6 separate regions of the Mus musculus genome follow, and all the other regions are linked to region 1. The links are chromatin loops, found by intact Hi-C in ENCODE. Cell type or tissue: left cerebral cortex. All regions are shown on one strand. Region 1 holds the start of Gm24240 (a small nucleolar RNA gene). Region 2 overlaps Eml4 (echinoderm microtubule associated protein like 4). Region 3 overlaps Eml4 (echinoderm microtubule associated protein like 4). Region 4 overlaps Eml4 (echinoderm microtubule associated protein like 4). Region 5 overlaps Mta3 (metastasis associated 3). Region 6 holds the start of Cox7a2l (cytochrome c oxidase subunit 7A2 like).

Evidence for each region. A loop is a pair of places that touch in the nucleus more often than their neighbours do. Peaks named below come from ENCODE experiments on the same cell type or tissue, not always from the same donor. Only the 100,000 strongest peaks of a DNase experiment are listed, where the experiment ranks them.
Region 2: it touches region 1 in a loop (4-fold over the local background); 14 of 42 quality-filtered maps call a loop at or near these places.
Region 3: a loop joins it to region 1, with 2.1 times the contacts of the local background. A loop is called at or near these places in 3 of 42 quality-filtered maps.
Region 4: a loop joins it to region 1, with 3 times the contacts of the local background. A loop is called at or near these places in 10 of 42 quality-filtered maps.
Region 5: a loop joins it to region 1, with 2.2 times the contacts of the local background. A loop is called at or near these places in 17 of 42 quality-filtered maps.
Region 6: a loop joins it to region 1, with 3 times the contacts of the local background. A loop is called at or near these places in 19 of 42 quality-filtered maps.

Annotation. Positions count from the first base shown.
Region 1 is chr17:83,269,210-83,274,209 of GRCm38, forward strand. Gm24240 (a small nucleolar RNA gene) reads left to right here and starts at 762; the gene lies at 762-896. In left cerebral cortex, a CTCF peak has its summit at 2,470 (motif pointing right); a DNase peak (open chromatin) is centred at 2,487.
Region 2 is chr17:83,447,904-83,452,903 of GRCm38, forward strand. Eml4 (echinoderm microtubule associated protein like 4) reads left to right here. Exons shown (of 23, transcript NM_001379374.1): 11 at 257-352; 12 at 2,743-2,877; 13 at 3,036-3,171. Among named protein-coding and RNA genes, the nearest start is that of Gm46594, 23 kb to the right of the region's middle. In left cerebral cortex, no CTCF peak of the experiment used is centred here; DNase peaks (open chromatin) are centred at 1,970 and 4,094.
Region 3 is chr17:83,376,501-83,381,500 of GRCm38, forward strand. All of the region lies in intron 1 of Eml4 (echinoderm microtubule associated protein like 4), which reads left to right. Among named protein-coding and RNA genes, the nearest start is that of Eml4, 28 kb to the left of the region's middle. In left cerebral cortex, no CTCF peak of the experiment used is centred here; a DNase peak (open chromatin) is centred at 2,938.
Region 4 is chr17:83,432,728-83,437,727 of GRCm38, forward strand. The region is part of intron 6 of Eml4 (echinoderm microtubule associated protein like 4); the gene reads left to right. Among named protein-coding and RNA genes, the nearest start is that of Gm46594, 38 kb to the right of the region's middle. In left cerebral cortex, no CTCF peak of the experiment used is centred here; a DNase peak (open chromatin) is centred at 1,989.
Region 5 is chr17:83,730,152-83,735,151 of GRCm38, forward strand. All of the region lies in intron 3 of Mta3 (metastasis associated 3), which reads left to right. Among named protein-coding and RNA genes, the nearest start is that of Mta3, 26 kb to the left of the region's middle. In left cerebral cortex, a CTCF peak has its summit at 2,863 (motif pointing left); DNase peaks (open chromatin) are centred at 2,101 and 2,856; H3K27ac peaks cover 352 bases.
Region 6 is chr17:83,512,064-83,517,063 of GRCm38, forward strand. Cox7a2l (cytochrome c oxidase subunit 7A2 like) reads right to left here and starts at 2,270. Exons shown (of 3, transcript NM_009187.3): 1 at 2,141-2,270. The coding sequence starts at 2,212. In left cerebral cortex, a CTCF peak has its summit at 2,544; DNase peaks (open chromatin) are centred at 1,379, 1,554, 2,316, 2,516 and 1 more place; H3K4me3 peaks cover 2,965 bases; H3K27ac peaks cover 2,234 bases.

The sequences.
Region 1 (5,000 bases):
TAAAGTTTCTCTCTGGCCTCAGAGTCTTTTGTCTTCTGCCAGCATCCATAAAATGAGAACAAACTAAGTTGTTAACTTGTAAATGTGCCCCCTTTTCTATTCTTAGAACTCTTCCTATCACAGGCTATCATTGTAAATGGTGTCTCACACACACACACACACACACACACACACACACACACACACAAACTTTTCTTCTTCTGGCTATCATCTATTGTGAAATACAATAATTTTAAGAAACAAATAAATCCAAAACTTTTAATGGCGATAGAATTAAGAAAGATTTTTTTAAAATTAACAATTGATAGTGACAAGAGAAAACATCTTACATTGAGTGCTTAGGAGAGGCCTCTGTGAACAGGAGACATTTAAACTGAGTCTGGGGCAGGGGGAGGAGGAGACACAAGGCAAGCAAGGGAAAATGCCTTCCAGGCAGAAGGGACAGCATCTGCAAAGTCCTGAGGCTGGAAGAGCTCAGGCAGGTTGGTATCTGGTGAGGAAGGGATGATCAGCCAGATTCAATGCAGAGGTTCTCAACTCCTCCATCTTTTAAAATCTACCCAGAATAGCCTGGCAGTGGTAGCACACACCTTTGGTCCCAGCACTTCATTCAAGAGGCAGGCAGACCTCTGAGCCCAAGGCCAGCCTGGTCTACAGAGAAAGTTCCAAGGCAGCCAGGCTTACCATGGAGAAATTCTATCTTGAACAACCAAAACAAATAGATATAAAATCTACACAGGAGCTTGTCAAATATGTCAGTATCGCAGCGCATCCCAGTTCAACTGCACTATAAGATTTTAAAGTAACACTTCGGGGTTGCACTAGGTTGCAAAAGGAAACTCTCCCTGTGCCTGTCTTTGTGTCTTTGTGCCCAGGTTGAATTGGGGAGCACATCTCCATGCGAGGGGAGTTCCACACTCAAGCTGATCTGCTCGGGACCTCACTCTCCTTGCTTTGCAGTCACCACTTGGTTATATCGCCTAACACCGTAACTGGCAACTGGCGGCTGCTTACCATCCATACAACACCAGGACTTGGGACAGACAGATGGGACTGACGTCATCCTGAGCTTTTATTTTGATTGTTATTTATTTAGAGGGGAGGCACTGTTTTGGTGGGGAGTTGTTTGTTTTGAGGGTTTTGTTTTTCTTTTCTTAAGAAAAATGTCATGTAGGTTGTCTAAAAATAAAATGCATTTAATTTTTTTTTTTAAGTGACACACACTTTTAATCCTAACAATTAGGAGACTGGGGCAGACGGACTTCGAACTTGAGTCTAACCTGGGCTGCATAGGGAGACTGTCTCCAAATGAGCAGGCACTGGGGATGAGGCTCCCTGACAGAACACCCGCTTAGTGCACACTACAGACGCTCACACAAGAAAAGGAAGCAGGGATGAACCATTGATGGCTGTTTAAAAAATATTTCTAGAAGACTTCAATGCATAGCCAACATTGAGTCTGACCCGAGGTCTTGAGCCTGCAGATCTTTATGGGACTTGGGTTTTTACTAAGGCATTTGGATTAGAGTTAAACAGAGGTTAAAGGCCACTGAAGGTATTTAAGCATAGAAAAGACACTTGATTAGATTTGAGTTTTAAAAGATTCCCTAGAGGCTGGAAAGAAGGATCCGTTGTCAAGAGCACAAGTTGCTCTTGCAGAGGAACTAGGTTTAAGCCCCAGCATCCATGCGGTCATTCCCAACCATCCGTAATTCCAGTTCTAATGGATCGAAAAGCCTTACCTCCTTGGGCACTGAGTAAGTACCTGGAGTGTAGACATACATGCAGACAAACGCATAAAATAAAATAAAAAAACCTTTAAAAACTTATTTTAGAAATAAAAATAAAGGACTCCCCCAAGAGCCGAGGATGCAATTTGGTCAGCAAAGAAGTCTGGCACGTGTGTGTCTCACTGAGTCCCATTCTGCACGTTACTATTTGCTTGCTTGCTTCTTTGGTGTGCCAGCCAGTGGCTAAAGCCAAAAATGCTGAGCTCAGGCAAGCTAAGCTAGTGCTCTGCCACAGTGGAATTTCCAAGCCATATATATATGTGTATGTATATATATATACATATATATGTATGTATATATACATACATATATATGTATGTATATATATATACACACACATATATATGCTTTAATAATTGATTTATTTTTAAGATTTATTTATCTATATTCTGTGTGTATGTGTGTTGCATGAATATATATATTCATACAGGCAACACATACACACAGAATATATACATATATACACTCCCCATATAGGTTTAGTGTCCATGAAGTTAGATGAGAGTCTTGATCCCTCCAGGAACTGGAGTTACAGACATCTAATGAGCTGCTGTGTGGGTTCTGAGTCCTTTGGAAGAACAGCCAGTGCTCTTAACCACTGAGCCATCACTTCAGCCCCAATATTTGGTTTCTCTGTGTGAACAGTCATGCAAAACTCAGTGTGATTATATCTGTCCATTGCCAGCAGGTGGCGCCACAAAATCACACCTAGCAAGGAAAATGCTACCCTCTTCCAACAAAGCCGCATCACAGACCTTGCTAGGCTTTAGAGAATGATCCTCAGACCTTACAGGGGCTGGGGGCGTGGGGGGTGTCATCTATCTCAGGTATAAGCATTGTTTGCCACTGTATCATCTTTCCCAACATAATCCCTCACAAATTAAAGGTAGAAAAATGCAGTGGCTGGGGATATGGTTTAAATCAATAAAGTGTGCCACGTAAACAAATACACAACAGCCAAGTGAAAGGCTAGGCATGGAACACACTTGTATAATTCAGTGCTGAGACAAGCCGACCCCCTGGTGCTCTCTGGGCAGCCAGTGTTGCCAAAGTGGCACAGTCTGGATTTAGTGAGACCCAGTCTCAAAAACTAAGGCGGAGGGGCTGAAGCCAAGGCTCGACGGGTAAACTCCCAGTTACTGCTCTTAAAGATGATCCAGACTTGGTTCCTGTCACCCACATGGAAGTTCACAATGGTTTGTAACTCCAGCTTCAGGGGTTCCATTACCGTCTTCAGAGCCCTTTGAGGGTACCAGGCATGCATATCATACATACATACACACATACATACATACATACACACACACATATACATACATATACACACACACATACATACACATAACACATATACACACATACACACACATATGTGTATACACACACACACACACACATATATATATATATATATATATATACACACACACATACATACATACAGGCAAAACACTCATATACATAAAATAAAAATAAGTAAATCTTTTAAAAAAAAATAAGGTGGAAAGTGAAAAATAAAGACACACCTGACAGCAACCTCTGGCCTCCATGTGCACACACCACATACAGGTACAGCACACACCCATGCATTGCTCGATTACTCACATAAGTGTGTGTGAGCACACACATACACACACACACACACACACACACACACACACGATAGATAGATAGATAGATAGATAGATAGATAGATAGATAGATCGATAGATAGATAGACAGACGGTCTCTATGGGAGACACAGAAGACAAAAGGACCCAGAGAAAATGAGAAGTAGAAAGGCTGGCTCAGGAAGTGGATTTCACAGTCCCACTGACAGAAGCCACTGAGCCGTCTGTCCGCAAGGCAAGGTGACAGAAGTCAGCCTTTGCGGCAACCAGCTGGCCCCACCTGCTCACAGTGGGCCTCTGACCCTGATCGTCCCTTCCAGCTGACTTTTATTTGATACCTGGTATGTGCCGGGGACCTGTGAGAAGTGCTCTGGACACTTCCAGCCTGGGAAGAGACATAAAGCTTAAGGGACAGCATCTCTATAGCATCCCGGGCTTTAAAGGGATCCCCAGACCTTTCCCCTTCTGCCTTCCTCTTCCCAGTTTGAGGAGTGCTCAGTTAAGCCAGATACCCCAGAATTGGAGTCTGAGGAACACCCTCCTGACCTATAGGACCTCGGATCCCCAGTATCCTCCTAGCCCCTCTGACCACAGTCTCCATCATCAGTCCACCTCTCACCTGTCTGTCTCAGAGCCAAGCCTGTGACCTCTGCTCACCCTGTCCACCGCCACAGGTGCCCTTCACTAGCGGGTCCAGAAAGGAGGATGCCTCTGCTTGCCTGGAGACCGTTGCTCCGCACATTTTACCCAAGCAACTCGGATCTTACCACTCTTCTCACTGCAAACCGCCGCCGCCATCAGTTCCCTTGGGTTCACAAAAGCCCAGCTTTACAGCAAGAACTTGGGCCAGCAAGGACCTATTCACAGGGACCAGCCTAGCCAACTGCTCTCGGTGAGGAGCCAGGAATGTGAAAACGTTAATGGTTGCAGGGCTGCTTGCCCTTCTGCACCCCCACCCTCCAGTGCTCCCCCGTTGCCCTATCCCTTCCTCTGAACTGGGTCTGTTGTATCCGTGCGGATCAAGAGTCAAGACCTCCGGGGTTGAGGGACAGGAGGGAAGGAGGCTCTAGGGAAATCCGTACAACTCAGAGGGCCCTCTGTCTCTGCCGTTCCTTCTGCCAGGTCTCCATTCCCTCTCACACCCACCCCCCTCAGCACCCCAGGGGGGTTCACTTTACTCTCCTGCTCTGACTGGGAGAGACCACGCCTTTGACTGAGACCACGCCTTAACTCCTCCCCAGCCCAGAGTCCACACACGGCCCAGGTCCCAGAACCTTGGAACCTTGAATTATTCCGCTTGAACCCCTAAGAGGTCACAGCGGTGATGTTCTTTCCATAAAATGATAAAAGTAACCATCCGACTAAGTAGCCCTCAGATGCCAGGCACCCACTGGCCCCAACTCCAGCCCACTGGGCTTGTGCATTCCTCGGAACTCTCTCCTTCCATCCCCACCCCTACATTTCCTGTCAGTCCCTACTATCCCCTGTTGGGGTGTCTATGCCCACTGATCCCGGGGGGGGGGGGGTGGGGAACAGGACTGACAGAACCCACCCCCTTATGAACACTGGAGGAGGAAGTAGCTACTGGAGGTCACTGTCT
Region 2 (5,000 bases), 180 kb after region 1:
TCCTGCTTGGAGAATTGCCTTACATATTTCTAACAGCAAGAAAGAAGCATAAGAGAGCGAAGGGACTGAGAGAGTCGCAGAGGTGGGCTGTTGCTCACTGGCTGGTGGGAGTCAGTCAGGAGCAAAGCTGGACATAGGACGAAAGTTAGTGTGTTTCTCTTCCTAAAAAAACACAGTTTTTGTAAATAGTACATTCAATTGTTTTTCGAGTTTAACAAATAGTAATGGCATTTTTCCTTCAAATTTACTTATTTAGGATTCAGGTGTTCATTTATGCGTTATTGATGACTCCAATGAGCACATGCTTACTGTATGGGACTGGCAGAAAAAATCAAAAATCGCAGAAATAAAGGTAAATCACATAAACTTTGGATATTGAATTTTAAAGTATTTTTAAAGGTATTCGGATCTATAATATATGCCTATCCAGGTTATAAGAGTAAATGTTTTTGTTTCGTTTTGTTTTTTTCCAGTTTATCAGATTCTGTGACTTTTAACAGTACAGTTAGATAAACCTTCAAAGCTGGCGTGGAACCTTTTCAGAAAACACTGAGTGCAGTCCCTCCTCACGCTGAGCGCTCTGCTTAGCTGCTGCTGTCTCATGAATCGGGCTTTTCAGTCAGTCTTTAAAGCTTTATAAGTCTAAAGGGAACCTTTACCCTTAAGAGCATGCTTGATATAACTGAAGGTCATATTTAAAAATAATAAGGTTTCTGTATAATGATTATAAACAATGCTGTAACATTTAAAGGGATTGTAGAATTTGTGAGTGCTGTGGAATATTGCAGAACCCTGGTGTGGCTCAGCCTGGCTTGTAGGAAGATTGTAAGTTAGCATCGCAGCTGCATTTACATGGGGCAGAAATGTTAAGACTACAGAAGGGCTTTTATAAGTTCTTAAAGAAGACTATGTTTCCAAGGTTAGAGATGGTTCAGCAGGTAGAACTAACTGGTCCTGCTCTTGCAGAGGACCAGCTCCCAGCACCCACACATCATGTACCACCCGTGACTCCAGCTCTCTGGAAGTCAGGCCTCCATGGGCACCTGCACTTAGGTGTGAGCAAGCACACAGACATACATGTGCATAAACATGATTAACAAGTAAAGGATATACTTTGCTTCAGCACCTTGTCTCTTTTGTTAGGGTTATTTTTGATAAATTGCAAGTTTTTTACTTTTTCCCTTAAAAATGGGTTTTTGTTATTGTAACTTCTAAAGCAAGCAAGGTACAATTGATTGTACTTGAAATTCTCTGTCAGAAAATCTCACCTTAAAAACATAAGCGAAGACAAATAATCCGTTCTGTATAATTTAGAGAGCACTGATGTGTAGGGGAGTTGAAGCAAATGAACTACAGAAGTGTTTTCTCTTTTGTAGTTAGGTCTACCCCGGGAAGTCCTGGTTCCCCCGCTGGCCGTTCTTTACCCCTTTCCAGGATGTGTTGCAGGCCCTCTACTGAGAGTGTTCCTGTCTGATCTCTGGTTCAGCTTTCCCAGGCATTGTATATGAATGCAATCTATCACAAATGAAGAATAACGTGTCACAGTCTCCTGATTGTCAGTGTAGATGCTGTAGTCATTCAAGACCACAGGCTTGTGCTTGTCTCTTCCCCTCTTTTCTCTCATCCAGATTCCTCAAACTCCTAGATGTCCGTTGCCAGAATTGGTCATTGTAAAGCAACTAAAACTTAACTCCAGAGTATTTATTTGTTCCTATTCAGGGTAGAAAGGAAAGCCTTGGGGGTTGGGGGGGGGGGAGCATTTTGTTAAGAAGGACTGGGTTCTAGGGCTAGCTAGATACCTGGGCCTTCTCTCCCCACTTTCCTCCTGCATGTTATTCTAGCAGGAGACTGTCCTTGCCTACATCATAAAGATTTGAGTGCTTGGTAAATGCCTTCTACTATGTGTGTGTTTGAAGGTTGGGATGGAAGCACTGCTGTGTGGGTTGTTGGTAGGTCGGGATGGAAGTGCTGCTGTGTGGGTAACTATTTGGCATTACTTGCTAACATGTGCCTACTTGCTGACATAGCCTGTTGCTCTCCAGAGTATATAAACTCAACAGAAATCAGTTGACGTGATTGGTTCACCAGAATGCAGATTACATTGTAGTTTACGATAGCTAAAAGAAAAAAGAGTGGAACTACCCTAATTCCAGTCAGCAGGAGATTCATTCTCTCCCTCCCCCTCCTCCCCCTCCATCCTTTTCCAAAGAGTATTTTATATTTCACAGCATTTAACATCAACATGAATGGAACTCATTCAGGGTTGGAAAAGCCTGTAACCATTAAAGGAGTACACTGTGTGCGCTTCTGCTTAGGTGAAGCAGACAGAGCTCACCCTCTGCCTTCCTAAGCACGGGCACGGGCTGGATGACTAAAAGGAGATGTGGTCTCTCTCTAGCTCTGCTGCTTTGAGCTTTTAAACATCACATGGCTCTTGCATCTTACATAGTGTGCTTTCCCAAATATGTAAGACGTAAGCTATAGTTCTTAACAAATGTCTTATAAAAAGTAGCAAAAGAATTGCTATAATAGCATAAGTATATCAAATTTAAATCTTACTAAAAATTCTGGTTTGTTTGGGGTTTTTTTTGTTGTTTTTTTTTTTTTTTTGGAAAAATAAGTGTTAGGAGAAAAAGCAAACTTCCTAAACTATTTTTTCTGACTTTATAATGAACTCTAATTAGATTTTGGTAATAGTAAGAATATACATTCTTTTAAAACTATCACTTTTTTTTCCCACAGACAACAAACGAAGTTGTTTTGGCTGTAGAATTCCACCCAACAGATGCAAATACAATAATAACATGTGGTAAATCTCATATTTTTTTCTGGACCTGGAGTGGCAACTCACTAACAAGAAAACAGGGAATTTTTGGGGTAAGGATCAGACTGTTGGAACATCATTGTTTGTGTGTGGGTGTATGTAGGTGTGTGTGTGTGTGTGTGTGTGTGTGTGTGTGTTTAATCTTTTATTGTAGGGTAAGTATAAAATCACCATGCCAAAGAGAAAACTAAAAATTCTCATTTTATTATAGAAATATGAAAAACCAAAATTCGTTCAGTGTTTGGCATTCTTGGGGAATGGAGATGTTCTCACTGGAGACTCGGGTGGAGTCATGCTGATCTGGAGCAAAACGATGGTAGAGCCCCCGCCCGGGAAAGGACCTAAAGGTATCTTCTCCTTCAGCGCTGCATCCCTTACCAACCAGGAGAGCGCTCCAGAAAGAGCCTTCTAAGGAAGTTATTCGTTGTGCATATATAATCTACGTGTAACCATATAGAACTCTTCCCTCCAGAAGTTTAATATGAGAGGGAGAACACATACATACTAATTTAAACTATATAAAGTTTCACTCTCCTGAGCTGGTCCTCAGCAGAACTCATGGTCATGCTGTTAGGAAAGACAAACGGAGAGAATGAGCGAGCCATAGTTCTGTCCCTCCTTTCCTTTCCTACCTGCACCCCTCTTCCCAACCCTGCTGGGAGGGCTTGGCCTTCTTCCCACACATTAGCAAGGCACAAGCCAGGCACACAGGAAGAAGACGTTTTACAAATGTTTATCACCCTAACTCTTTGTCAGGCTCCTGTTCCAGAACTCAGAGGTCCAGCCTTTTGGCCTGCTCACTCAGCACGTCACGTGCACGGGCCTTCGCCTAGGTGGTAAGAGCCTGGCCTGGTGCTACCGTCTGCCTGCGTCTGTGTCTGTGTTTGAGTGGACAGAGCCTTCCAGCTGTCCTCCCTGGTCAGGCGAGATAACCTGCTGGTCATGGAGACTCTCTCTTGGCAATGAGAGGAACAGAAGAGCTTGCCATTAGACTTGGGTAGGCTTGGCCACACAGTTAAACCTCAGCATAAAGTCTTTAAACTCAAAAACAGTAATTTTTCTCAGCAAGTATTTCAAATGTTTAACCTAAGTTAGACTGACAGAATTATGGATTCATAAGAGAAAGATTTTTCAACTGTAATGTTTTATTTATAGTCTGTAAAAGAAACTTGGAATATGCTTAAATGTGAAACACAGCATTTTTTTTTAACTTAGTTACTATCTGGGCTTTGTGTCAGCATCCCAGCTTGAAAGGCAGTGAGTGGAACCGAGCCACTCACGTGATGGAGGTTTTATCCTGATGAGACAGTTCTTTAAGTAACAGGGTGGCTGAATTAAGAACAGAAAACTTTGATTTTCCTTTGTGCATTTTTCACAGGGAGCCATGGTGTTCACACCTGATGTTTAATGGGTGTTTGTGTTAGACAGGGTCTGACTGGTGGACCTAACTGACTGACCTGGAACGCATAGAGATCCACAGTCTATGCCGCCTGCGTGCAGGGAGTAAAAGTGTGTGCCACCATGCCTAGCTGTTTTTGCAATTTCTTTCCTTTTGGAGGTGGGGGTTAATTGGGGGTATGGCATGTTTCAAAACAAGATTTTTCTGTGTAGCCCTGGCTGTCTTGAAACTAGCTCTGTAGACCAGGCTGGTCTTGAACTCAGAGATCTGCCTGCCTCTGCCTCCCAAGTGCTGGGACTTAAAGCACGCACCACCACGTCTGACTAGTTTTGTAATTTCAAAACTACTTACTACTTGGACCACGTACAAGAAGGGAGAGCTTCGATATGCCTGCTCACTGTTTACACTCTTTTCCTTCCTCTGTCCTTGACTTAAGGGACTCGGCAGTGCTCAGAAAATTCACATTTTTTTAGATGTCCTTTCTCTCCTGGGCACCTGGGTGCAGTCAGCAAAGATGGATAAATTGTGTAGACAGACATCCACTGATCATACTGTGTTGCTCAAGAGGTGGGTTGTGTTTAGCTGGAGGCAGTAGATGGGAGCAGTAGGTCCATTGCGCCTTTCTACCAGGGACGCACCGCAGCTCTCACGGTCAGCTACGGCTGAAGACATTTTAGTGATGCCAAACCCTTGTTAATTTCAGCTAATTTTGCAAACTTAATGACAGCTCTAATAGAAAAGTAAGTTAATCTCAGTAAGAGCCTTGTTGATACATCG
Region 3 (5,000 bases), 110 kb after region 1:
CACCAAGTGAGTGTGGAGTTAGGGATGAAGGTACGCCACCATGTGAGTGTGGAGTTAGGGATGATGGTACGCCACCATGTGAGTGCTAGGAACTGAATCTAGGTTCTTAGGCAAAAACAGCAAATGTTCTTAACCTCTGAGCCATTGCTTCAGCCTCTCTAGAATCAGAACTATTGAGCTGAAAACAAAATCCTTTCATTGTTAAATTTTGTGGTGACATGGTTAAATATAAAATTTAAGACAAAATTTTCAAACATAGTTCTTATGTTTGAATTACTTATGCCAGAACCATTATATAAACATGTAAACATATTACATAAACCCAGTTGTCTTGCATTTTTGAGATAGCAGCATTTAAACATGAGCGATCTCTCAAAGGACTGAATTTTAATTTTATTACTCTCTTAGGATTTGTGCCAGTTTTTGGTTAATCATTATCTTGTTGATTATGTTTGGTTCCAGATGACTCATTTTTCAAGGAGCTTTATTGCAACATAGCATATTTACTACAGGAAGCCTGGACGGAAAGGGAGCATCAGGCTGTTGGAGACTGTGTTTCTCCAGTCTTTATCGTCCCAGGTGTTATTAAAGTTAATCATTTTTCAATAACCGTTTTCTCTGTAAACCCAGTACTTCATTAACCAGATGGTACATCATTTACTTCTTGGCAGATGAAAGTTTATCTTTGATAGCTGTTTAAATTTGGTTGTACTACCACAGCGTGCTTAAACTTATTTTATTTTCATGGAGTTGAGGTGACTATTATAGTTAGCTAATAATTTTGGAATCAGAGATCTGAGGGTTGTTCCTTGTTTCTAGAATTTACTACTTTGGAAGATTGGACAAATATATCTCTGAGCCGCAGTATTCATTTAAGTGAATGTCTGAATTCTAATGAATCTACATAAAAACATTTATCTTGGGACTGGGGGTATAGCTTAGTTGGTAGAGTGCTTGTCTAGTAGCATCTTGAGGGCCTGGGTTAGATTCCCCAGCACCACATTAACTGGACAGGGTATTGCACAACTGTATTCCCCAGGAGGGGGAGGCAAGGAGAGCAGAACTTTCAAGGTCATTTCTATTACATAGCAAGTTCAAGACTAGCCCAGACTATGAGATTTAGTCTCAGAACCTAAGTTTCTAAAGGACATAAAAAGAGTGTCTAATGCTTAATATGTACTTAATTCACTGTAATTTTGTATTGATGATCATTACCTGTTGACATTCATAGTGGATATTTAAAGTGTGGAGTGTTAGCCATTTTAGCTTCCTCTAACTAGGCTCTAACAAGCAATGGACACGACGTAAAGGAGATGCCTCCTTCTCTTTCTGAAGTCAGACTTTGATAATAGAATTGGTGAATCCAAAGGACAGGTGGAGAGTCCACTGCAGTCAACAACAAGTCTAGACCATGGATGCTTTTCTATGAGCAAGTTTAATTAGCCACGCCCTCTCTGAATGCATTCCACTTAGGCTGGCAGGGAGTGGCAAGAGAATTCAGATCTGTCTTCGGCAATCTAACAGAGACCCTGGGGCAAAAACTAGAGCTAGAAAGGGAAAGAGGCCTGCCTGTCTTTTATGGGGTATAGGTGGGTTGAAGGTTTCGGGAGCAAACAGAAAAGATAAAGTGTGATGAGGGTGGGGGCAATTAAAAACATGAAAGCAATTTGTTTTCCAAGACTAAGGCTAAAATTTAGGATGAGAAGCTGCTGCGGGCAGTAGTCAGTGGTCAGAGAGGCGTGAACAGAATAAATTGTAGCCAGCTGTCCACTCCTTAAGTCAAAGAACAGAGATGATCACAGGGACCTCGGAGCTGCTCAGACCGGCGGTGCTGGAAAACTAGTTAGGTAGTCAGTCTAGCATTAAATCTTGTCTGTAATTTGGACAGTGGGAAATGGGATTGTGGATAATGATGAATGATTAAGTCAGTTAGGATCTAATTACAAGGAGGAAAGATGTAACAGGACAGACACTCTGGAGTAGCCACGTGTGCCACAGTAGGAAGATAGATCTTCTGTGTGAAAGGTAGCCAGTGAGCAGCTGCCATTTTTACTCAGCGAGAGTGGAAGTGATGTCTCTCAGAACACCCTCTTTGCTTTGAGTTTATTTGTGAAAGAACATTGCCAAGGGCATGCATAGTGAAGGGTTGGAAAGTGGCCTTCCTATTGGTAGAGAGGACAATTAGGGAAGGAATCGTGCTTTCAGAAATCCTTGTTCTGTCACTTACCAGCCAGATGGTGGATATGTGACGGAGCATCAAAGGGAGGCAGTTGGTTTTCTGGTGGTATCATATGAATTCATTTGTGCAAGCTTCAAAAGACTCATCGAAACAGGGTATTAGTATCTATAACAATCTCTAAGTAATTAGGTTGCTGAAATTTAGGGGAGAGCTATCTATGTGTGGATATGGGGAAGGCTCAAAGATTATCATTTCTGACCTATGCAATACACGTGACTGGTAAGCTATAGATACTGCGTGTCTGACTTTGAATGCTGGTTTGTAATTTGGGAAACGTTTAATTTATTCAACAAATACCACATTCTTATTCATTGGTGCTTGTGACCACTTTCCTTTCCTCCTGCAGTAGTTAAAGAGAGAGTTTCAGAAAGTTAGGTGTCATTGTACTCATAAACTTGCTTTCTAGAGACAGTAATCCTCAAGTTTAGCTGTTTGGCTCTAAATTTCATAACAATTTTGAATTCGTATCTGAAGGAATCTTTTTTTTTTTGGCTTGTTTTACAGACACTCATATGATAACATTGGCATGCCTTTCATTGAATCTTTGGTGGGAAAAAAATAGTACATAAAGAACTAAAATCTCCAAGAGGGAAGACAGGAATATGACAAGCATAATTTACTCAGCATTTCTGCTGTGACTTCTCAGCACTGTGGACCGCCTGCCTCCTCTGCTCTCCTGGGCATGATCTTGGTAACTGAAACAAGTCACAGTCTCTGGTGTTGCCCAGAGCAGCAGTGTGGCAGTGCAGTACACTTTTTATATTTATCAGTTGTGTGTATTTGCATGTGTGCAGCACATGTGTGGAAGTCAGAGGACAAGTTTCAGGAGCTGGTTCTCCTTCCACCCACCGGCTCTGAGGCTTGAACTCAGGCTGCCAGGCTTGGTGGTAAGCACCTTCACCTACCACCATCTCACCAGTACTCAGTCTATGAAGTTGATCTTAAGACTGAAACCTTTAGAAAAGATTTGAGTTACAAGTTGTATGTGTGATATATATGTTCAAAAGAATTGAAATCACTAAAGCATTCTTCACAGTAGTTGAAGCACAGAAATCAGTGAGGTGCCTGTTAACGGATGGATTTTGAAATATGGCATGTGCATATATAATAAAGTACCATTTGACTTTAAAGGAAGGGGGAGTTCTGTAGTTTAGCTCTAGAGGCGGTTAGACTAAACAGACTAAGCCAGAGAACTGGGTGACATTACACGTGGAACTGGAGAAAGTGAGTCACAACAGTATCAAGGATGAGAATGACCAAAGGCTGTTGGAGGAGTGGGGAACTGGGGAAAGAGGACAGATGCTGTCAAAGGAGAGAGAGGATTGGGCTGTGGTGACCACACAGTGCCAACAGTGTGAGTTTCTAAGCATCTAAAAAAAAAGCTCTTAAATGTCAATACAAACAAAGGAATAAATGAGGTGACAGAAGTGTTAGCTGGTTTGATTTGATTAGTGCTTGTAATAAGAAAAGTGTAAAACCACCTAACTAGCATTAGGGCTACTTAGCCCTGTGTACAGATAGAGGGCTAAGCACTTTGCATATGTTTATCCCTTTCTAAACAAATAATTTTTAAGCTAGGAATTATTTTTATAACTACCTGATGACTAGACTAGCTGCATAACAAAACACATTACATCACAGACAGTTTTGAAACTGGTTGCTTTGACCTTGCTGCCACTGCATTTAATTTCATCTATGCATCATGAATGGGCCGCCTTCTTGGGCAAAGGACCAACTAAAGCTTATTTTTTGCTATTTTTGTAAGACAACTAAACAAAATATCTAAACAGGCTAGAGAGAGAACGCAGAGTACCATCTGCTCTTCCAGAGGCCCTGGGTTCAATTCCCAGCATCCATACGGTGTTTCAAGACCATCTGTAACTCCAGTTCTAGGATCCAGTGCCCTCTTCTGTTCTCTGAAGGTACAGTGTACAGTCAGGCAAAACGGCTACTCCTAAAATGAAGTAAAAATTTATAAAAGAAAATATTAAGAACAATGGATATATGTCCTTACAAAACAATATAATTTTCATATAATTATCGTGGATCATAAAATATTGTTCCTTGAATAATTTGCATCTATCTAAAAACATAAAAAATATTCTTACTTCATATAAACAAGTGATATGATTAGAGTTGACTTGTGGGTGGTAACTTACAGCTGAAATGCTGGCTGTAATTGTTCTCTGTTGGATAATAAACATGGAGAATTCTCATAATAGTTTTAAAGAATAAACTAGTTTTATTTGCTGTAGTTACAAATTAGAAACTTATGTAGGTAAATGTTATTTTCACCAGAAATGTATAAAATCCTAAGATTATAGGACTTTGACTTTATACCTCTTCTTACAGTCTCACATGTTTTGGCTTGTGCATGTGTGTTCATATACATACACAGGAGAGACATATAGCCTAGGCTGGTCTTTAACTCACTCTTCCTGCTGTAATTTCTAGTGCTGGGATTACAGGTGTGCACTACCAGATCCAGCACATGTTTTTTAGAAATCATAAATATTCACCTCATTATTTGTAAGAAATTGTCAGTTTGATCTATCTATCTATCTATCTATCTATCTATCTATCTATCTATCTATCTATCTATCTATGTATCTGTACTGGGTGCCCACGGAGACTGGAGGAGTGTCAGCTCCATGGAGCTGAAGTTACAAGTGGTTATGAGCCACCCTAGGTGAGTGTCATAACTCAACTCTGACCCCTCTCTAAGAGCAGAGAGAAACAGGCCCTCACTGTGTAGCTTCTG
Region 4 (5,000 bases), 160 kb after region 1:
GTTGAGAGGCTGAGGCAGGTCTATGGCAGGAGTTCAGGACAGCCTTGCTTAAGAATGAAACCCAATTTCACAAACCCTCAAAGCAAAGCACAAAGCATGAAAATTAAAACCTGTTTATTAGTCCTGCTGAATCAGTTTCATGTGCACCCAGGTTTCTGTAGTCCCCGGAACCTTGTGTCTCTTCTCCTGCCCAGTTAGTTAGGAAAGCAGGGTTGGAGAGATGCAGGCTTTACCGCTGCATCCCCTCCTCCTTCCCCTCCTCTGGGCAGCAGGGGCTCACTGTGTAGCTATGCTGTTACCTGACCGTTCAGAAGGAAAGCCCTTGGGGAGGGGGGCTGTAAAAGTCCAAACACATAAGTAACCTCCTGTGTGTGATGTTTTCAAGGAATTTTGACAGAGTTGTTTAAAAAAAAAAAAAAGAAAGAAAGAAAGAAGTTCAAAATTGATTAATTGTAAGTTGGCTTATTTTTTTAATTAACATCCAAATTTCTTATATATCTGTGTATCTATTTCTGAGGTAAGTTCCTAAATTGCTAGGACCATGGTTTTTGTATTATCATTATGTGTATATATCACACACACTAAGACTTTAGGAAATTTTGCTAATAGAACAAAGAAGGTGAAAAAAATAGCATTTTAATACTAGTCAAATTTTCAAACCCAGGTTTTATCCTAGTTGGTATTAAGTACATCACATTTGGTAGGCGCTATACCTAGGACTTTTTTTTAGATTAGACTGTTGGGATTTAAGTCATTCACCACCGCTTACGCCTACACATACACACATTCATACACACGCGTGCGCGCGCACACACACACACACATTTTTTAATTTTCTTATATATAACATTATTTTGTTGAACTTTTTCTCTTCTTTATGTTTTTCAAAGACAAGGTCTAAACTGGTTGGCCTGGAATTCGTTGTAGACCAAGCTGCCTCTGCCTCCTGAATTTTGGAATTAAAGCTATATGCCAACACAGCCAACCTGGTTTGTTGAATTCTAAAATATCATTACTTTCATACTACTGGTCAGAGAGATGGCTTGGTGGTTAAGAGCACCTGTTGTTCTTACAGAGGACCTGGGTTTGGTTCCTGTCACATATGGCAAGTTATGACCACCTAGAGCTCCAGTTACCAGGGATCCAGTGCCCTCTTCTGATCTCCCAGGACTTCTGTACACACATGGTTCACAGGTAGACACTTGGGTCATTAGCTGGTTCTAGGAAGTCTTCCAAAAAGGATCTTTGTCAGTTTCTACTATAAAACCAGAGTTCCTTTCTCCAGCATCTCTTTGGGTTTTAGCTGCATGGTTTATAGACAGAATTGCCATTAAAGAAACAGCTGAAAATGAGTAGATCCCTGGGTTTGTAGCAGTTTAGTGTCATCACGCTTTTCTGTATTTTGCTTATGTTTGAGACTCTAATTTAGAAGAAACTATTAGTTCTAAAAATTGTAAACTAGAAAAAAAATTTTTTTTGAAATGATATCTTAGATAACCTTTCTGGTCTTTTTGTTTTGGTTTGGTTTGGTTTGGTTTTTCAAGACATGGTTTCTCTGTGTAGTCCTGGCTGTCCTGGAACTCACTTTGTAGACCAGGCTGGCCTCGAACTCAGAAATCCATCTGCCTCTGCCTCTGCCTCCCAAGTGCTGGGATTAAAGGCGTGTGCCACCACTGCCCTGCCTTTCTGGTCTTAAGGTTAGTGTGCTACCAGATGGCCAATAACTCCTGTCCTCTTGTTTCAGCCTCCAAAATGTGGGGTTACAGGCATCCACCACCATGCTCAGGGATCTGAATCGTTTATTTTTATTCTATTTATATGCATTGATGTTTTTGCCTGTTTCATACATGTATGTCTGTATAAAGATGTCAGATCTTGGAGTTAGAGACAGTTGTGAGCTGTCATGTGGATGCTGGGAATTGAACTCAGGTCCTCTGGAAGAACAGCCAGTGAGTGCTCTTAACCGCTGAGCCATCTCTCCAGCACATGTTCAGGGTTCTTAAAGTAGACATCTGTGGGAGAAGATGCTGAAGCTGTCAGCACACTAGAAATTCAGAGGTCTTCAGCAGTAGCACCCATAACACGAGTGACTGCAGTCTAAACGTACGCAGTCTACTGTTTCTAAAAAGGCCTTTTTCTGTTTTTAAATCTCTTTAAGTCTAGGAATAAATCAAGCTGTGAAAAAAATCAATTCTGTATATTTTACACTTCCAGTATCTCTTATTCATGCCATTTAATGGATCAGTGACTGGTTTTGGAAGATGCAGATATAGAACCTTTGTTTTCTGGGTAGGTTTATTTTTAAAACAAGGTCTCACTATGTAGTTCTCTAGCTTGCCTGAAACTTTTTATATAGACCAGGCTAGCCTTGAACTCTAAGAGTTTCACCTATCTCTGCCTCCTGAGTGCAGTGCTGGGATTAAAGTTCTAAATAACAAAGTTCTGGAATGTAGACTTAAAATTTATTGAAATTGGTTAAACCATATTTCCTTTTCTGAACAGTAGGAGCTGGACTAGATGAACTCTTAAGGTTTTTTTCTTTTTTTCAATTCCTAGTCTGCAAGAGTCAAAAAATGAATAATCTTAATCAACAGTATCCCACATAATTGCCTTTGTAGTTAAATGACTTTGTCACTGATCAGACTCAATTATCAATACATTTTTTTTTTAAGCATGAACACTAGGGAGGACTAAAGCTGAGGTTCAAACCTAGGTCCACATCAAAGTTTGTATTCTGTCCGCTCTGGATCCTAGACATGTTAGCTGTGGCGGTATAATATATACTAGTTACACTCAGTGAACACCTTCTCTGCTGAGCACTGATCACCTGCTCTGTTTACCAGCATGAGGGTAAGTGTTCATTAATTACATTTTCTAGACCACAACACTTTTGTTATTATTGTCACTGATCTCAAACCCTACTTAGACAAGTCCCTTGACTCATACTTGTCAGCTTGTCTTCCCTGTGAGTTCACAGTGATGGGAGCAGAAAGTGCTGCTTAAGTAAAGCAAGCAGTGACCCAAGATCAGGAAGCCACAGAGCCCAGCTTGCTGGTACACACACACCTTTAATCTCAGCACTTGGAGGGCAGAGCCTGGCAGAGATCTCTGTGAGTTCAAAGCCAGTCTGGTCTGCATAGTGAGTTCTGGGATAACCAGAGCTACATAGTGAGACCCTCTCTTGAAAGAAAAGAAGAGAAAAGAAAGGAAAGGAAAGGAAAAAGGAGAGGAGAGGAGAGGAGAAGAGAGGAGAGGAGGAAGAGAGGAGAAGAGAGAAGAAGAGAAAAGAAAAGAAAAGAAAAGAAAAGAAAAGGAGCAGACAAACCCAAGAGTCAAGAAAACACCAGCAGCAAGAACGCCAGTTGCTAGAGAGAAAGGAGCTTCATCTTCACATTGTCGATTCCCGTGCACAGGACTGTCTGCTAAAGCTGACTGTTGGCCAGGCAGGGGCTTGTCATTTTCATTCATGCACTGAGTCACTCTCCCATTCTCTCCCTCTCACACTTTCAAAGACGTAAGCATTTACAGTTGGGAGAGTTCACAGTAAATTATTGTTTTGCTATTTCTCTGGAAAAATGAACTTAGTTGTACTGCTCCCTGAACTGTGCCTCTGCGTCACACCCGTCAGCCTGTCACCTCCCACTTGTCTCGTTTTCATTTTTTGACCACACGGATGCCTGAGTTCATGGCCCGTGCTTTTAAAGTATACATGGTAGAATCATCAGAATGCTGGCATACCTGCTATCCTGTGGGTGGCCACTTTAAAAGTTTATGCAGAGAAAATGGAATATTAAACATAAGCAAATTGCTAAACTGTGTTTTACATGGTTACTGTTTGCCACACACAGTGGCACATGCATGTAGGCCCAGCACTCAAGTTTGAGAGTATCTTGGATTACATAGACATAGCTAAGCCCTGTATCAGAACAATAGAATAAAAGTTACACATCCTTCTCAAGGGCCTCAAATTATGTTCCATATTATATTAACTTATTTAGTCATAATTCCAAGTAGTCGTATTACCATTTTATATGCTAAGAAAGCGAACCCATGTCTCACAGCTATTAGAAAATAAACTGGATTTCAGATCCCAGCCAGTCTTTCTTTAATCGTGTATTGTATTGCTTTCTTCTCAGTGCCAGAAAGTGTTCATGTTCTTCTTACGTTCTATATGGTCTTCAGTGTGGTACCAGTTCAGATGACAAAGCTTTTCATACACTGACAGTTTTATTTCATAGCAGAAAAAACAGTGAGCACCAATAGCTCCTTTGTTGTCTTAAGTAATTGGTTTCTCAGCTTAACAGTTCATGAGAGGATGACGTTCTCAGGCCTTTCAGCTCTGCTTCCCTTCAGGAGCAATGGAGGTACCTACTAATCTGTCATTTGTTATTCAGAATACACTGATCATGGACACCTTTGATCAGATCAAACATTCTAGGAGAAACTTAAAAATGGATTCAACAATTTGATGTTCTTTTAAAAACCACCAAGGAAGTTATGTCACAGATCAGCACCTTTAAGAGTAGATTACCACTACCCCCAAGGGTAAAGCTGATTCTAGAAGGGGGTATTTACAGCTGGTAATGGTTTCCTTATCATCAAAGTTCAGCTACGCTAAAAACCATCAGGAAATTAAGGCCCACTCTTAGATTCAGAAGTAATAATGACATGCGTCATGTGTTGTTAAAACCATAGTGGAGGAGGTCTTACCCTGTTCTTAGATCAAACCCTAAGGCTGGGCACACTGTGAGTGATAATAATAAAAATAACTTGAACTTCTCACCTACAGTAAGTGCAGCTTTTTAATCTGAAATAATGGTTACAGACAGACACCCCACAAGAAATTTATCTTCCTCTTCATAGTTATATGAACTACTAAATTTTGCATATTGGATTACCACACTGTTTTTCCTAGGTAACTTGAGTCATTAATAGAGATACTAAGGGTTGGAGAGATGGCTTGGTGGTTAAGAGCACCGACTGCTCTTCCAGAGGTCCTG
Region 5 (5,000 bases), 460 kb after region 1:
CAATGTCTCAGAAAAGCAAAAGCAACAAAAATTTCCCATCCACATTGCGGTGTTGCCCAGAGTGGTCTTGTGCAGGCAGCCATATCATTGGGAGGATGTGGTCCAGCATCCTGTCACGCCAGGAAGACCTGTCTGGCAGCAGTTGTCCTGGTATCTAGCACTCACAGGGTTCTTTCTCCCTCCTCTGCAGTGTCCCCTGAGCTGTGGGTGTGGGGATGGCTCTGTTGATGTCCCAGTTGCTACTGGTACCGAGTCATATTTTCCTCTGGGTTTGGCCAGTTGTGGATGTATGTGATACCTTCGGTGGGCTGCACAGTGAAACTCCAGTGAGGGATGAGAGGCGCTTGATGGGGTGAAGAGAAGTATTTGTAATGTAGTCAGTCCGAAGCTGTAGTGTTTTAGAGAAATGGCTGTAGTAGGCTCTCCTCTAGGGTCTGACCTCTCCAGCTGCAGCTTCTTGGCTAGGTTTACAGTAGCAGGCATAGGTTCTCTCATTCTGAGCAGGCCTTAAGTTCAATGACATAGTTGTTGGCTGCTGTTGGGGCCGTCTGGTATGGTCAGTCATTGTTGTGGGTGGAGGAAGTCTTTACAGCTGAGTAGGGCTATTTCTTGCTTTTCTCCTTAGCAGTTTGTATGGCATCTAATAATATTATGAGAGCCAGCCCCCACGGAAGAAGGTCTTTAAAGGTCACGCCAACTTGATTTCTCCCAAGTCCTATCACCAAAGTGTGTGGTGTTTTCAGCGTAGGGTATTACTTCCAAGATCTGGGAAGCAACCAAGGGCAATAGCAATTATCTGTGTGTATTGTATTGTTCTCTTAGATTCCTTGACTAACTACTTCCGTGAGGTGTCCCATGTCTGTCACTGGGATTTTTATTAGTCTATGGCTCCTGGGAGAATATTATCACCCTGTAACAATAAAAGTATAGATGTATATGCAACATAAATACATGGACACACACACACACACACACACACACACACGGATAGGGACACATACACATGATGTAGGTATTATTAAGTAAGCTTACAAAAGAATATCTTTCAAATGTCCTTAGTGTTTATGTCCCCTCCTCTCTCCTTCTGTATCACCCTTCTTACTCCCCCACTTCAGTACCCCCGACCCTATTTTAAAATTTTAATATCTATTTATTTGTATGTGTGTACCATGTTGCTTACGTGGTGGTCAGGACAACTTTGTGGATTTGGGTCTAAATTTGGGTACTGGAAATTGTAGTCCTGACTACTCTGGAATTCACTATGGCTGTTTTTGAACTCACGTAAGTCTTTCCTGCCTAGGTCTCTAGAGTGGTGGGATTACAGGCATGTGGATCCTTTTTACGTAGTTTATTATGGGAAGAAATGCTCGACTGTGCTTAGGGAAGACAGTGCTGGTAAATTCAGGACGGTAATGTTTTGCGAGAGCAGTGCTGGTGGTTAGCTGAGAGGAGGAAGCCCTAGGACCATGCTGGGAGTGAGTTCAGGAGGAGGATGCTCTGGGAGGACGGGGCTGGGAGTGAGCTGGAGAGGAAGGCTACTTCTTGTGCTGGTTGTCTGTTGTCATCTTGACACCTAGAGTTACCTGAGACGAGGGAACCACAATTGGGAAAATGATTGGCCTTTGTGGCATTTTCTTGATTAATAATTGATGTGGGAGGTCCCAGCCCTCTGTAGGCAGGAGGTCCTGGGTTCTATAAGAAATCAGGCTGAGCAAATCCTGAAAGCAAGGCAGTAAGCAGCACCCTCCATGGCCTCTGCATCAGCTCCTGCTCCAGGTCCCTCTGCATTCCTGTCCTGACTTCTTTTAGTGGTGGGTGTGACCGAGCCTAGTAAGCTGGGGTACCCTTTCCTTCCCGAGTTGCTTTGGCCGTGGTGTTCTGTCCCAGCAATCGAACCCCTAGCTAAGACACTTGTGGCTCTTTTATTTTCGCTTCTGAAGTTTCACAGTTTACAGCGAGCGGAAAGTTGCATGGTGGCACGCTAAGGCTACAGAATCCCAGATGGATTTTGATTTATTATAAGACTGGGCAGCCTTTGCCAGATGCAGTGTTCTTTGAATAAATGTAAAGCAGAAGTAGCTTATTTCTGATGGGATCCTGACTCGCTGTAGAACTGATGAGTCATGGCAGCTCACTGTGTGAAAGGACCATTTCAGACGGCCTTCTCTTCCCGCTGACTTCCTGTGCGTGGACTGCTCATTTCCACTCCCTTCTGTGAGGTCAGAGTAACGTTCAAAACCACACTAACCTTGCCGGCACCAGCTGCTCATCAGGCCGGGAGTTCTGCAGAGACCGGATGGCACTTGAGGGTGACAGTTTCCCTGCTGATAGAATGTGTGCTTGTAGTTTGCTTAAAATTTTTCGGCTCTATGTAGTGGCACATGCCTTTTATCCCAGCACTTGTAAGGCAGAAGCAAGCAGATCTCTGTATTCGAGGTAGCCTAGATTGCAGAGTGAGTTCCAGGACAGCCAGGGTTACACAGAGACCCTGTCTCCAAAAACAAAAATAAAACAAAACAAGAAATTAAAAAACAAAAACAAAAACAAAAAACAAAAATAAATTCTGGATTGAATGAATTCTGGAATGTAGGCTCCGAGGTTAAGAACACACACTGCTGTTATTAAGGACCGGATTTGGCAGCTTGTTAGCATCTGTAATTCTCCTCTGGGGGACCTGGCTCATTTTCAGGGATACCTGCACTCAGGTGCACATCCCCACCCTACATATTCCTTTTTTTGTTTTAAGTTTAAAGAAGTAACTTCGGCATTTAGTTCACTGCTCTTGCAGGGGACCTGAGTTCAGTTTCCACATTGGGACACAGAGACCTGTAACTCAAGCCGCAGGGATCCAGCGCCCTCTCCTGGCCGTTGTAGGCACTGTACTCGTGGGCACCTGCATTGAGAGCACATTCTCCTGGATACATAATTATTAAGTCTTTAGGACCCTTGGAGGCCCCCAGAAACTGAGCCACCAACAGAAGAGCATTCATGGGCTGGACCTATGCCCCCCACACAGATGTAGCAGAAGTGCAACTTGGTCTTCATGTGGGTCCCCCAACAATTGGAGCAACTGGACCCCTGACTCTGTTGCCTGCCTGTAGATCCTGCTCCCCTAACTGGGCTGTCTTGTCTGACCTCAGTGGGTGTGGATGTGCCTAGTCCTGCAGTGACTTGAGATTGCCCGGGTGGGTTGGTTCCTGGGAGGGACCTCCCCCTTCTCAGCGGTGAAGAGGGAGGGGCCATTTGAGGGGGCACTGGCAGGACCGGTGGAACCGTGATAGGGATGTAAAATGAATAAATAAGTTAATGGAAAGAAGAAAGAAAAAGAAATAAGTCTTTAAAGAAATTCTGCTCTTTTTTACAGTAAATCTTGATAGGCATAATGTCCATTAATAAAAGCTTGAGGTCTTCAATGGGGCTTAAAAGTGTGAGTAAGTCTTTAGGTTACAGAGCAAGAGAACTGCTGGGCAGGTGTTCTCTCAGAAAAATGCATTCAAATTTGGCCTAGAAAATATTCCAGGGTCTGGGGAGGCGGCTCAGTGTGTATCCCCAGCAGGTATGCACCCCCAGCACGCATAGAGCCCTGCTGGTGAACCTTAGCACCATGGAAAGAGGGTGGCTGCTGGAGCCTGCAAGTCCAGCATTCAGAAGACAGGGCAGGAGGATCAGAAATGTTAGTCCATCCTCAGCTAGGTAGATAGCTCAGAGCTAGCCTGGGGTACATGAGACCCTGTCTCAGAAGAGGAGGAGGAAGAAGAGGAAAAGGAGGAGATAGAAGAGAAAAGAAGGAAGAAGAGTTGGGGTGGGGAGGGAAAAGCCCCAACATTTTAAGGATTCTTTTCTAAAAACTAAGTTTTGTATGTATGTGATGCACACACAAGCACACACACATACACACACGCACTCATAATTTATTTTTTTATTAAAATTATTTTTATATATGTGGGTGTCTGTGCATGCCTGTGGACACCAGAAGAGGGAATTGGACCTCCTGGAAATGATATTACAGATGGCTATGAATCACTATGTGGGTGCTGAGAATCAAACCCGGGTCTTCTTGAAGAGCAGCCAGGGCTTTTGACCACTGAACCGTTTTTCTAGGCCTTCATATACACAATTTAAAAAGAAAAAAAAAAAAAAAAAAAGCTGGGAGTAGTGGCACACAGTTTTGGTCCTAACACTTTTGAGGGAGAGGTAGGCAGATCTCAGTGAGTCAAGGCCAGCCCGGTCTACATAGAGAGTTCCAGGCCAGCCAGGGCTACAAATTTTAAAGCTAAAACAACAGAACCAACCCCGTTTCCCCCACCCCCAAAAGTGAGGTTTGCTGTTGTTATTCTGATATGTAATGACGCCTTTTGCTCTGTAAGGCACCATTAGAATTCAGTTAGCCATGTCTTTTATAGCAACAATTTATCAAATTCCAATTAGGCAGGGAGCATAATTTTGTATGTGATATTTGCTGTGCTAATAGTGCCAATGCAGCAATAACTTTATCGATCCCCGCCGGGGAGATGGTATTGGACTTGCAAGTAGGCGGCGCCTTTAGAACTGTGTCTCTGTGCATACATCGATAGAAAGAACATTCACGGAAGCTACAATTGCTGCTTCTTTGTTTGAGCTTAGTGAGACTTTAACTTTCTTTTATTGTATTGTCTGATAGATACTGTGTGTGTGTGTGTGTGTGTGTGTGTGTGCCTTTGTCTCCACCTCTGCGCATATACAGAGGTCAGAGAACAACTTCCATTATGTGGGGCCCAGGGATTGGAACTCTGGCCACCCAGCTTCATGGCATGCGCCTTTCCCGGCTGAGTCAACTTGCCTGCTCCTAAGTGAGATGTTTAAACTCAGTTTTCCAGGCTTGTTTTCAATTCAGAGCTTTAGAATTTGAAATTAGGGAATATGACATGTCCTCATACAATCAAAAAAGAATTGTGGGAATTGTGTTTGATAAGATGCCTTCTGTGGTCCTGGGCCCTCAATAAGTATTGTGACAACTGAAC
Region 6 (5,000 bases), 240 kb after region 1:
TTCAAGGAAGCCAACCAAGCAAGCACACAAACACCTCATCCTGAAAGTCCTGTCGATGATGTAAAGGGCCTTGTTAGGCAATTCCTACTCTGAGTATCAATTTTACTTCAATGTCACTTAATCAAATTTCTACTTTCTCCTTCTAAACAACAAAGCTTACCCTTTGCTTCATCTCCACTAGAAACATCTATAGAAACTAGAGAAACGGTGCAGCAGGTTAAGAGCACTGGCTGCTCTTCGGAGAGGACTCAAGTTTAATCCCCTCTACCCACACAGTGGCTCACAACTGTCTGTAATTCCAGTTCCAGGAGATTTGGAACCTCCTTCTGCAGGCCTAAGCATGCATGAAGCGCACAGGCATGCATGCAAACAAAACACTCATATACATAAAAAATAAAATAAAATATAAAAAGCACATCTACAACCACCACAAAAGAAACTGTGACATTTTTGATGAAACAACTCATACGCTGTAACATGAAGGAACCTCAAAAGTGAAGTTTCTGTGGGGTTTACAGGGGTTCAAAAACAGGCAGAACTATTTATAACTGATAAATGTCAAAACAGGAAGGCAGACAGGGGTTTTAATGCGAGTTTGAGAGACCTTCCTGCAGGTGGTATAATTTATGGTCTGGGTACTAACAAAGGAGTGCGTCACATGGCATAAGTATGCCAAACCTTGCCTAAAGTAACATACCATCTCTATGCACTGAAAATACACTATAGATGATGATACAATGCAATCAGCCATTTACCTACATCGTCTGTCAAGAAATCAGTCAACATACTGGCAGTTCTTTCCTTACAACTCATTACACTGGGTTCCACTGACACCACACTTGCTCACCTCTAACACTGGACTGTTCTTTGAGTGAATTTTCCTCATTTCCTTCCACATTTCTGTAACAGAACGATGGTGTCTCTCTCTCTCTCTCTTTTTATGATCTCTCCAGCAGCAAAGAGCCTACTAGCAGCCATGTCTGTTAAGCACCACATTCATAAAACCTCAGCAGCTACCAGACACAACACAGCACTAGACACTGAACACCTAAACACTCTTGAGACTTTTCCTCCTCAACCTCCCATACGACCCTTCTTGGCCTCCTCTCTCCTGAAAGCACATCTACTCTTGTAATGAAATCATACTTAAACACTGTCCCTTAAGATGGAGTGTCCCATAGGGGTAGAAAAGAGGCAGTAATGACAATCTCTTTTACAGCCCATACAGGTCACTTACTATTCAAGGTTTTTCAGCTTCGTGTCCCACCAAGGCTTCTCGAACTATGCTGAGCAGTGATTCAGTTCAGGAGAATATATAGCATTTATCCAGCACCAACCATCTGCCAGAAAATCTGCTCACTCGACACATCACATTTAACCCAAGTTAATGCTGCCCCGAATTAGAAGGGGCAGTCAAGGTCACTAGATTAAGGCTGCTAAATTCAGTACTAACCCAGTATTAAGTGGAACTCTAAAATACCACATTTTCACAACACTGAGATTGGAGATGGGAACGCCATTGATAGGATCTAACTGGAACCTGGATAATGTCAGATTGCCCAGTAGTCAACGGTCACCGTCTGCCACTTTAAAACTAGCAAAAGCATAAACCTCGTTGGGTGTCACTTCCGATGCTTTCCCCAGTATGTATGTATGTATGTATGTATACACATATATATATTCCCATGCCTTATGAGCGAGCTTCTCAAATCCGCCCTCCCAGTCTTCCATTTGGTAGCTGGGTAAAGCTGCTTTCTGGGCTGTGACAGGGCCAGTAACAAGAGGAAGTCACAAAGGCCACCTCAACCAGAGAGAGCAGAAACCCAAACACAGTTATGTCACCTTCTGCAATCCTTCACAGATTCTACGGGAAATCCACCTTAAACAAGCAACCACCCCAGGGGTCACCTTGACCCCCGCAAGGTATCAGACCTGAGTTCAGTGCCATGCAAACCTCGCCTAGGGTGCAGCACACACCCAGAAACCTCGGCGACCGCTCCAAGCCTGCGTGGTTAAGGACACCAGGGGACACCAGCAAGCCGGACCGGTCGGCCGGCAGAAACCCTTCACGGCTCGAACCTCGCAACTGCCTGCCTCGGGCTGCTGTTCTCCGGCCCAAGGCGACGCGGCAAAAGTGTACCTGCGGGGTGTAGGCTTCCGAAGCCCAAGCTCCAGCCAACTTCTGCGTGAAACTGCTAAACTTGTAGTACATGTTGGCGGAGGCCCGCTTCGCACCGCCGCTGCCTGTGCGACCGCCCTAGAAAAGGACCCGGCTTCCCCTTAGGCCCGCCCAAAGCTCAGCGCAAGGACCTTAATCCAAAATGCGGACTGTCTAGAGAACGCCTGACTTAAAACATAGCCTCCTACGCAACGTCGGGGGGAAAAAACCGCGCTTTCTCAAGACCTAGAAACGAAAACAAACTCTAAAAGACATGGAAAGAGGCTGTGTTCAGGCTTCCCGAAAACTCAGGCTTCTCTGTACCACTCACTTGGATGTGGGCAGTGCCAAGGCGCCTTGACAGGTGCGCAAGCGTCCTGTGGACAAAGAGGGCGGCTGAGAGCGACACAGTCGGTCAGAGCGAGTTCTGGGCGGGGCCTAGAGCGGGGGCGGGCCCAGGACGTGGGTGGGGTCTCGTCAGGCCCAGGTCCCGCCCCATTTCAGGGTTATTAGTATCTGTTGAGGGGTCTTAATGTACCAAGGGTTGTTAGGAATTTCACCTCAGTTATGACAAGAACAGCTCTTTGGAGCCGTGAGTGCATCGCCTGTAAGCAAAATCCTGTCTCAATGCCGGGAAAAGTGACAGGAAAGGAAAGAGAGTGGGAGAGAAGGAGATAGGAGAGAGAAGAGGAAAGGGGAGAAAAGAGAAGAGAGATCAAGGAGGGAGATGGTGAGAGGAAGAAAGGAAAGAAGGGGTAGAGGGGAAGAGGAAAAAGAGGTGAGGGAGAGAGAGGAAAGAGGGAAGAAAAGAGGGAAGGAGGAGAGAAAAGAAAGAGGAAGGGGAGAGAGGGAAGAAAGGAAAGAGAGGGAAGGGAGAAAAGAGGGAAGAAGAGGGAAGGAAAGAGGGGAGAAGGAAAGAGAGAGAGGGGAGAAGAAGAGGGAAGAATCTATAGGCTTTGTGTAGACGTAAACTTAAAGCACCTGTGTGTGCATCTTGCGCTTTTGAGAGTGAGATTTTGTCAGCATTCATTTGGTTGCTCATCTCTTCCTAGGCCCTGTTCTTTGAGATAAACGTATGCAGGGGAGGTGACTGGGAACACTTGTGAAATCTCTACCTTCTGCTTGAATGATGCGCAGTTACAGCTTCCTGGTTATGGTTATACTCTGCCGCACCATGCAGTGTGACTTAAGCTTCCACTCTGAGTCGAATACTGCATAAACAGAGTGTGCCGGCTTCCTAACCTCCAGGAACAAGTTTTTAGTCCTATCATTTAACCAGAGGTTTTTGCACACACATTATAGATTTATGCATACTATATTTTAAATGTAAGTTGGTAATGAATAGCTGATGATGCCAAGCTTAACATAGTATTTTCTCTAAATGCATTGAACCCCCACAACCCGAGAATTGGTACTATGACCATCTCTATTTTACAGCACAGAAGAACGGAGCGACTTGCTGAGGACAGCAATTAGTGGCAGAGTCAGGCACCAGGCTCAAGAGTACAGATAAATAGATATAAATCCAGGGCTGGAGAGAGAGCTCAGCGGTTTTAAGAGCACTGACTGCTCTTCCAAAGGTCCTGAGTTCAAATCCCAGCAGCCACATGGTGGCTCACAACCGTCCAGAATGGGATTGACACCCTCTTCTGGAGGATCTGAAGACAGATACAGTGTACTTACATATAATAAGTAAATAAATCTTTAAAGAATAAGAAGAAAAGACTCAAGGCTGAGCACTCTAGAGCAAGGGTGTGAATTAGCATCCTGCCTTTGTCTTCAGCACCTCAAATACCCTGAACAGCAAAGATTCCAGCAGCTTCTAATGATGAGTAATCCAACCTTACTGTCCACCCAGGCTTAGTTGCTGCAACCAACACCATGACCAAAAAGCAAATTGAGGAGGAAAGGGTTTATGCAGCCTACACTTCCACATTGCCGTTCATCACCAAAGGAAGTCAAGACAGGGAGTCAAGTAGGGCAGGAACCTGGAGGCCAAAGCTGATGCAGAGGCCATGAAGGGGCAGATCTTACAGGCTTGCTTTCTCTGGCCTGCTCAGCCTGCTTTCTTATAGAACACAAGACCAACAGCCCAGGGATGGCACCACCCATAATGGGCTGGGTCTTCCCACATCAATCACTAGTTAAGAAAATGCCCTACAGCCAGAGTTTATGAAGGCATTTTCTCAATTGAGGTTCCCTCCTTTCAGATAACACTAGTTTGTGTGTCAAGTTGACATAAGTCTAGCCAGGGTGATACCTTTACAAAGGCATGGTATGATGTAACACAAAGAAAAGAAATTTAAAAAAATCACAATTTCTGTTTGAGTTCTAGTTTCTCTGCAGCTGAATGATTTAAGCCTGATGATGGCCCTTTGTGAAACCTCATTCCCTCTTCAATGGAGGGGTAGCCATCGTTACCCCGTCTCCTTTACTCACGATCAGAGACTCAACCATTCAGGAGACTATAAAGCTTATGTAAAGTTCATGACCTAAGCTGCTTTGTCCTTTCGGGTCTCAACAGAACTTGGCTATAGACAAGAAGATCAATTAACTTGTGTGACAGTGTGTCTATGCTTGGGCTAGAGAGGGGCACTATTAGGAGGTGTGGCCTTGTTGGAGTAGGTGTGTCACTGTGGATGTGGGCTTTAAGACCCTCATCCTAGTTGCCTGAAAGTGAGTTTTCCACTAGCAGTCTTCAGATGAAGACGTAGAACTCTAAGCTCCTCCTGCACCATGCCTGCCTGGATGCTGCCATGCCCCCACCTTGATGATAATGGACTAAACCTCTGAACCTGTAAGCCAGACCCAATTAAATATTGTCCTTATAAGAGTTGCCTTG